Linked DNA regions of Homo sapiens: region 2 is linked to region 1. The links are chromatin contacts, found by POLR2A ChIA-PET in ENCODE. All regions are on one chromosome and are shown on one strand. The core of a region is the stretch at or near the end of the contact, and the rest is flanking DNA. Distances in the headings are between cores, read along the strand shown. Region 1 holds the start of PPP4R3A (protein phosphatase 4 regulatory subunit 3A). Region 2 holds the start of DEGS2 (delta 4-desaturase, sphingolipid 2).

Evidence for each region. ChIA-PET counts read pairs that join two places held with the same protein, here RNA polymerase II (POLR2A).
Region 2: POLR2A ChIA-PET joins it to region 1 with 24 read pairs in T-cell. The contact joins the promoter of DEGS2 here to the promoter of PPP4R3A in region 1. POLR2A ChIA-PET finds 5 or more read pairs at or near these places in 2 of 52 experiments (HepG2 and T-cell).

Annotation. Positions count from the first base shown.
Region 1 is chr14:91,507,971-91,512,384 of GRCh38, forward strand. PPP4R3A (protein phosphatase 4 regulatory subunit 3A) reads right to left here and starts at 2,340. Exons shown (of 15, transcript NM_001366432.2): 1 at 1,536-2,340. The coding sequence starts at 1,677. RefSeq lists enhancers at 940-1,591, 1,592-2,242, 2,060-2,339 and silencers at 1,350-1,399, 1,650-1,709, 1,720-1,819, 2,400-2,599.
Region 2 is chr14:100,157,886-100,162,299 of GRCh38, forward strand. DEGS2 (delta 4-desaturase, sphingolipid 2) reads right to left here and starts at 1,760. Exons shown (of 3, transcript NM_206918.3): 1 at 1,621-1,760. The coding sequence starts at 1,702. It overlaps LOC124903380 (a long non-coding RNA gene), which reads left to right and starts at 2,152. Exons shown (of 2, transcript XR_007064330.1): 1 at 2,152-2,246; 2 at 3,423-3,829. RefSeq lists silencers at 1,547-1,606, 1,707-2,106.

The sequences.
Region 1 (4,414 bases), core at 1,090-3,589:
AAAAAATTAAAAAGAAATCTACGGATACTTTCATCTCATAAGAAGCTGATACAAAAAGTCCATACCTTCCAACATACTATGTAAAGTTTTCCAAATGTGTGAAAGATCTAGAGTAGGTTATTATGTGAGTCACATACAAAATTACACTAACACTTGACATTCAAATTGTATTTTAAGAAGCCAATAACTCAGGCCCAGAAAAATACACCCAACATTCAAAAATTTTTAAATGCCTCCAAAAGAAAATAATTTCTCTCCAGATTTAAGTTACTTTGGGTAACCTTATAACCTGTGGGCAATATACTCCAGATTACCACTTTCAATTTAAATAGAACATCAATATTCCCAGAGTCTTCAATTACAGAAGGGCTAGTCTTGTTGGTTTTTCATGGAATTGGAGTTCTGGGGAGAGTCCAATTGAAGAAAATTCCTTGAAATTAGTTTGCAATAATTCAGATACAGAATCGCTACAATCATAATAAACTGGCATCGTTAGCAACTGCAAAATATAAACTAATGTACAAAAAGAAGTGGAAGATAACTTACTTTCACGTTTGGAAGTAACAATTTGAGAATAGTTTTACCCCACTTGAGTATTTTAAGTGAAATTCACTGTATATCGCCAAAAACAGTGGCAATCCCTACAGAGAATAAGCCTTTTAAAATATGAAACAGCACATGTGGAAAAAAGAAAAAACGTGAAACACTTATTTTCAAACAACTTAGTCTTTGAACCTTGAGGGCTGTTTCAAAATTTGTGAAGCATAAACACTAGGGAAGATCCGAAAGGTTTTAAAAATTATCTGCCAACTTCTCTGCACCTGTTAACCAAATTATGAACACCCATTTAAGCAATCAAAAAAAGCTCATATGATTCCAACTTTGCAAGATGTTTATATAGTAAGCTACACACAAAATTCTGCATTACTATAAAAAAGACAACCAACACTGGTGAACGAAAATCTTCGCAAGGGAAAGCGTTTTCTCTTAGTGTAGAGTTGCCAGATACAGTGTTGCCAAGCTTCAACACGATCAGAAACATGTAGCAAAAAGATGTTTAAAAAGAAAAACAAAAAAAGCACAGCAAAACGTTCTTCAAAGTGTGAAAGGTCCAAGAACTTTCTTAGCTCCAAGCAAAGTTTCATGCCTGCTTTACAGATGGGTGAACTAAGGCAGCAGATCGGATTAATCAGTGTCTTTCTCAAGGTCACTCTAGTGCAAAAGAACAGCACACTCCGGACTCCCTATCTCAGGTCCTCGACCTCTCCACACTCCAGGGCGGCACAGCTCAAACACGCTTGGCTCTCCTCGTACCCAAAATGCCACCAGGCACTCAGAGAAAGGAAACATTTCAAGCGCTCTCCGGGGAGCTCCCGCAAGACTGGGGTACCTGGGGCCCGTCCTCCCCCGAGGTGGCCGCCCTCCCCAGCCGTCCCTCTGTTCTCGTGGAGCGAGCGCCATGCCCCGCAAGAACCAGGGAGGCGGCCCAGGGCCGTGGGGGCTGCGAGGGTCCCGCCGCGCGGGGCTTCACTTACCGTCGCTCTCAGCCCTGACAAGCAGGGACATGCCCTTCAGCCGCTCCACGTAGCCAGACGACACATGCCCGGTGCCCCGGTCGTCCCACTGCCGGTCCTCGTTGAGCGTGTACACCTTCACCCGCCGCCGGGTGTCGGTCATCGTGCCGCCCGGGAACCGGGGCGGGGGCCCCGCCAGTAGACGCCCAGGAAAGGGGCCCTGGAGAGGCGAGGGGCGAGGCGTGAGGGCGCCCGCGAGCGGAGGGCTCCCCGGCCTCACTGCCGCCGCTGGGCGCCGCGGGGCCGCGCCGCCGCCTGCATGGCCCGCTCCAGGGACCGAGCTCTGGGCCGCCGCCTTTCCTCGCCTCCGGCTCCCCGGCGCTATTGTCCAGGCCTGGCGAGCCCGGCGCCCGGCAGCCCCGAGGGGGCCGCGCAGCGCTTCGTAGCCTCCCGCCCCGCAGCGCTAGGAACTCGGGGCTCCCGTCACTGCCCTGCTCCCGCCTCCGCCATGATCTCCGCGAAGCAGCTTCCCGCGCCGCCGCCGCCTCCTCAGGCCGCCGCCGCCGCCGCCATATTTTCCTTCCTTATACCTGGCCCTGCCACCGCGGCCAGTGGCTCCCTTCCGCTCCCCCTGTTTTAAACGTCAGAAGCCGACAGGCGCCTGATCCTGCTGCAACTGCTACCACTGCCCGGGAGACTCTGAGGGCCCCCGGCCGCCCAAGCGACCCGGACTAGTGGAAGTCGGTTTCCCTCCGCCGCCGTCTCTTCCGTCTTCCTCACACAGCCAAAACCGCCGCCATCTTGGTTCGCCCCTCAAAAGCGGCGCGCGGGGCCACCCAGGGAGCAGCTGCAGGGGCGGCTCGTAGCCCCACCATTTAAAGAGACAGCAGCGAGACCGGGAGCCTTACTGCGGCGGAGGCTTCCGACGGAGGCGGGAGGCGGGCGCGGAGTTGCCGAGGTGGCGGGAGCGCAGGGAGCGGAGGAGGCGGGACGCAGATTGCGCCGGTGACAGCCCGAGGCTCCCTCCCGCCTCCTTGCACGCACCGTCGTGCGAGCGCTGGGCGGTGTGTGCGTCCGTCGCGCCCTGTGTTCGTCATCAGCCCCGCTCCAGGATGCACGAGGGGCGTGGATACGTTTGCGGCCTCTGCCCGCGGGCCCCGGCGCTTCGGCCTCGCCTCCGCCCGCCGCCACCTTCCCTTGTTCCTGCCCCGTCCCTGCCTCTGCCCCTGCCCCTGGCCTGCGGACGCCGGGCAGCGTGGGCCTGGGCCCCTACCCGCTTCCGAGAGCGTTTTCCCGGGGCCGCCTTTATGGCTGAGTCGGGCGCTCGGGACCCACCCGGCGCCTTGCGGACTTGAGGGAATGAAATGGAAACGCTTCCGGGGAAGGTCGCGGGTGTGGGCGCCTAGGTCGGCGCAGCCTTGGGAGCCGCCGTGGGTCGCGGACTGGCGTGGCCAGTGTGGAAACTTGGGACTGTTTGCGATTTCTGGGCGTGGGACCGAGTTCCAAGTGACAATTCTAAAACTTCACCTTACAGCCTAGGCAAGCCCCAAGTGCTCCATTCCTTCATCCCTATCAGAACTGTCTGCCAGCCTTTCTTGTCGGAAAAGGAACTTAAGGCGCTCACAAAAACAAATGCGACACTGTGTAATCGGGAGGAGTAATTCTCAGCATTAGGTAGTCCTGTGTTTTGAAGACCTACTTGATGTCAAGTATTGTTGATCTTCACAAAGGAATATCATTCTCGTTCCTATCATGCAGCTCATATGCCACCATTTTGGTGGCTTTTACCATTTGCCAGGCCTTGCCAGGTCGGGCTTGTCCGCTCGGAATATAATGCAGCCACACACATAACTTTAAATTTTGCAGTAGCCACAAAAAGTACGAAGAAACTGGTGAAATTAGTGTTAACGTTTTAGTGCGGTATTTTCAAAAGTTATTTCAATAATCAAATTACTAATGAGATATACGTACAATGTCTTAAAAATGTGATATATTTTGTCCTTCCAGCAAGTCTCTGTTGGGATACTAAATTTTCATCAGAAATATCTACGTTTAGATTTTATTGAAAAAAAATTTTTTTTGAGACAGGGTCTCTCTGTCACCCATCCTGAAGTGCAGTGGCTCAGTCTCAGCTCACTGCAGCTTCAACCTCCTGGGCTGAAGCGATTCTCCCATCTCAGCCTCCCAAGTAGCTGGGACCACAGGTGCGCAGCACCACTGCCAGTTAATTAATTAAATTTGTTATTATTTTTTTTTTTCGGTAGAGACGGGTTTCACTGTTGCCCGGGCTGGTAGAGTTTATTAAATTTACAGTTGAAAATGTAGATTCACATATTCTGTTATTCCAATCATACTTAAAAGTTTTCCAAAAGCTGAATCAAGTATCAGTTTTTAAATTTAGCTGGGCGCGGTGGCTCACGTGGTCAAGGAGTTCAAGACCAGCCTGGCCAACATAGTGAAACCCCGTCTTCACCAAAAATACAAAAAAATTAGCCGGTCATGGTGGTGTGCGCCTGTAGTCCCAGTTACTCGGGAAGCTGAGGCAGGAGAATCCTTGAACCCGGGAGGCGGAGGTTGCAGTAAGCTGAGATTGTGCCACTGCATTCCAGCCTGGGCAACAAAGCGAGACTCTGTCTCAAAAAATAAAATAAAATAACAATTTAAATTTAAAAATTAAGTAAAATGAAAAATTCAGCTTGTGAGTTGCACTAGCCAAAATTTGAAGGCCTGGTAGCCACATGTGGCTAGTGGCTAGTTTTGGAAGGTTCGAGTGCTTGACATTGCCAGGAATCTTTTAAACTTGCAATGTGGCCGGGCGCAGTGGCTCACACCTGTAATCCCAGCACCTTGGGAGGCTGAGGCAGGCGGACTGCTTGAGGCCAGGAGTTCGAGACCAGCCT
Region 2 (4,414 bases), core at 510-3,009, 8.6 Mb after region 1:
GAGACCAGCCTAGCCAACATGGTGAAACCCCATCTCTACTACAAATACAAAATTAGCCGGGTGTGGTGGCGGGTGCCTGTAATCCCAGCTACTCAGAAGGCTGAGGCAGGAGAATCGCTTGAACCTGGGAGGCGGAGGTTGCGGTGAGTGGAGATCGCATCACTGCACTCCGGTCTGGGCGACAGAGCAAGACTTCCTCTCAAAAAAAAAAAAAAAAAAAAAAAAAGTTGTTCAGGCCAGGCGTGGTGGCTCATGGCCCATGCCTGTAGTCCCAACACTTTGGGAGGCTGAGATGGGTGGATCCCTCGAGCTCGGAAGTTTGAGACCAGCCTGGGCAACATGGCAAGACCCTGTTTCTAGTAAAAATACAAAAAAAATAGCCGGGCATAGTGGTACACACCTGCAGTCTCAACTACTCAGGAGGCTGAGGTAGGAGGATCAGTTGAGCCCAGTGGGGAGAGGTTGCAGTGAGCTAAGATCGCGCCTAGCCAACATGGTGAAACTCCATCTCACTACAAATACAAAAATTAGCCGGGTGTGGTGGCAGGTGCCTGTAATCCCAGCTACTCAGAAGGCTGAGGCAGGAGAATCGCTTGAACCTGGGAGGCGGGGGTCGCAGTGAGCCGAGATCGCGAGACTCTGTCTCTAAATAAATAAATTAATTAAATTAAATAAAACGCCCGATTAAAATGTGAAACCTCCATCAAATAAGTGCAAATTAAAGCCACAGTGAAATGGTATTGTTTCCCCAATCTGACTGAAGATTACAAAGTGTGGCAACGCGCGGTGCTGACTTAGGCAGGGCGGGAGGGGCGGGCCTGTCTCAGCCTGTGGCGATTTGGTGGCATCTGGCAAAAGCCACTCTCCAGACGCAGGCCCTTTAACCCCGTAAGCCCGGGCCAAGGACGACTCACCGGGGCCACCTTGCTTGTGGGTGGGATGGGGCCTCTGGCATGAACGAGAGTGACTCCGAGTGGGTAAAGATGCCCTCCTCGCAGAGGACACGAAGCAACAAGGAAAACAGCCACCACGTAATAAGCGACATGCCAGAATAGAAGGATTCTTTAGTACAATCTTTGCTTTTTTCAAAGAAAACACGCGCGCCTCTCATTCGCGTTTGCTCCCTTCCCGGCGCTCATCCGCCCTGAACTCCAGCCTGGGGCGCCCGTGGCCGCGAGACCCAGGGGCTCTGAGCGCAGCAGGCGCCCAGTGACTGCGGGTGGAGGCCCCGCGTCGCGCAAGCTGCCTCCGCGCCAGGGAGCGCGTGCGCCTCGTAGCGCGTCCCGGGGCCGCCCCTGCGCCCTCGCGTCCCAGCATCCCAGAGCCCCGGCCCTGGCCCCGGGAGTGGCTCGCGAGGAACAGCTGGGACGCGCTCCCTGGCGCTCGGACCCGTACTGGGGTCCTCGGAATCCTCAGGTCCCAGGGAGTTTCAGACCCGGCCAGGGTGGGGGACCCTCGGGGAGCCGGCCGGGGACCCCAGGGAGGGGAGCGGCAATGGCGGAACGCCCACTGGAATTTGGGCCAGAGCTGGAGCGGCCCGTCTGGGCTCGACCCCACGACGCGACTCCAGACGGGCCAACGGGGCGGTCCCCACCGGGGTGGGCCCCGCGCGGCGCTCACCCAGTATCTCCTTGCGCCGCTGCGTGTGCGGCTGGTCGGTGTAGACCCACTCGAAGTCGCTGCGGCTCGCGCTGTTGCCCATGGTGGGGCGGGAGGCGCCGTTCGGAGCGCGGCCGGCTCGGCTCTGCTGCACCTGTCGCGGCGGCCGCGGCGCGGAACCAGCTCTGATTAGGGCGGGGGCGGGGTCCCGGCGGGGCGGGGCCAGGTGCGCCAGGCTTGGGGCGGGGCACCTCTGGCTGGGCGGGGCGGCCGGGCCCCGGCGCTCTCCAGACCCCGGCGGGTAGCTGGCGCTTTGGGAACCTCAGTTGCCTCGGTTGGAAATGGGGCTCCCCGGCAGGACCGAGGTGGCCGCGTGCCATCTGCGCGAGTCCCTGGGTCCCTCGATGCGCGGGGGCGACTGCTGCCACCGCGGCCTCCCACCGGCTCTGCGCGCCCCGCCCACCCGCGGGCAGCCGTCGGGTTTTTACCCCGGCCCGTTCTCTCCGCAGCCCCGACCCGCTCGCGGGCACGCCCCTGTGGCTCGCGCCGCCCCTGCCCCAAGGAGGAGCGGCTGGCAGGATAGGGGGACTGCGGAGGATCGGCGTGGAATGGATGCGACGGTGCCAGTAAACAGGCGCCGAGGAAAGGTTGGTGCAGCAATCCTCCCTTCCTCCACCCGGCCCTTTCACCAATAATGCAAAGGGGAGATAATGCGTCTGCAGCAACCTCACAGGGATGAGTCAGACCCACTCCTGCCTTCAGGGAACTTGAGTTCTGGATGGGGACACAGGTACAGAAGTGGCTGTTATGATTCAGGGTGATACGTGCCATGACACAGGTAGGCCCTGAAGCAGCTAGGATCCAATAGAAGGAACTTTTGCATTGGGCCTTGAGGGGTGGGTAGGAGTTCAACAGCTAGAAAAGGGAAAGGCATTGGTGCTAGGGGGAACAGCAGATGCAAACGCTTGGAAACAAGGCAGAACCTGAATGTTCTCAAATGGAAAGTCTAGTTTTGGGGAGGTAAGGGCACAGGGCCCCTCATCTTCACCCTCTCAGTGATGCCTCTGTTCCTTCTCCCACTCCCTTGGAGTTTTGGAGGGTGGACCTGCTGTGCCTGTGGGCCAGAGCCTGGCCTCGGCTGGCAGTTGCCTGGGAGCTGACTGACACATCAGCCAGCGCTGCCACAGGCTCGCACATAGTGAGGGCGTGCTTCTGTGCGTCCCATGGAAGTCCATGGCCCGGGGTTTGGTACACTTGGCAGGCCTTCCTTAGCTCAGGGCCAAAGGCAGTCCTGAGTGAGCCAGGAAGGAAGGCATGGGTGTCCTGCAGCCGCCAGCCACCATCCCCTGAATTAGCCATGGGAAAGGTGGACACAGAGGCCAGATTTTCCATCAGCAGGGGGACCCACATGCCACCATGGCCATCACCCCTTGCCACACCCAGGAGGCCTCCCGGCCCAGCTTGCACCCTTGGGAGAAGACTCATTGCTCCCAGGGCAGCCTGCTCTGTTCCCAGCCAGAAGGGTCCTCAGAAGTCATCCCACCAGCCATCACTTTACAGATCAGGAGACTGAGGCCCAGAGATGAGGAGCGCCTTGCCTGAGGCACAGAGGAATTAACAGCAAGGCTGGGGCATGACTTTGGCCCCTGACCTTTGAATTAAAAAGCTTCCAAAATCAGAGCCTTCGCCCCTGTGTTGAACTCCGTGAGATCTGCCGCCCTGAGCCCCAGCTCCACCCTCAGGACAACACCAAGCCTGCCAGTTCCCTCTGCCCCAGGCCACCGCCTATCCAGAGGAAACTCACCAAGGCCCTCATTTTCCAGATGAGGAAACTGAGGCCAGAGAGGGGACAAGTCAGAGGACATGCTGAAGAAGACCTGGGAGTGGAACAGACACCCAGGATGCATGAAATCAAGTCTGATGCCCTTGCCAAGTGCTCCCCAAGTCCCTGGGGAGCCAGAAACCCAGCTTCACGGTGTTGACGAGCCAGGAGCACATACTGTTGCGTCCCCACCCTGTCCGTTGTCCCAGAAATGACAGAAAATACATTTTCGTTTGTAATGTGGTGTCTTGAATGGGATCCTGGAGCAGAAAAAGGACATTAGGTAAAGCTAAGGAAAGCCTAGTAAAGCTGGACCATAGTTAATCATAGTGTATCAATATTGGTCCATCAAAGGCAACAAATGCACCATATTATAAGATATTAAAATAAAGGAAACTGGGTGTGGCATATATGTGAACTTTCTAAACTATCATCACAGTTTTTCTGTAAATATAAAGCTGTTCTGAAAAATAAAGTTTATGGCCGGGCATGGTGGCTCACGCCTGTAATCCCAGCACTTTGGGAGGCTGAGGTAGGCAGATCACCTGAGCTCAGGAGTTCGAGACCAGTCTGGCCAACATAGTGAAATCCCGTCTCTACTAAAAATACAAAAATTAGCTGGGCGTGGTGGCAGGCACCTGTAATCGAGGCAGGAGAATTGCTTGAACCTGGGAGGCAGAGGTTGCAGTGAGCTGAGATTGCACCATTGCACTCCAGCCTGGGCGACAGAGCGAGACTGCATCTCAAAAAATATAAATAGGCCGGGCACGGTGGCTCACACCTGTAATCCCAGCACTTTGGGAGGCCGAGGCAGGTGGATCACGAGGTCAGGAGATCGAGACTATCCTGGCTAACACAGTGAAACCCCGTCTCTACTAAAAATACAAAAAAAATTAGCTGGGCATGGTGGCGGGCACCTGTAGTCCCAGCTACTCGGGAGGCTGAGGCAGAATGGCATGAACCCGGGAGGCGGAGCTTGCAGTGAGCCGAGTT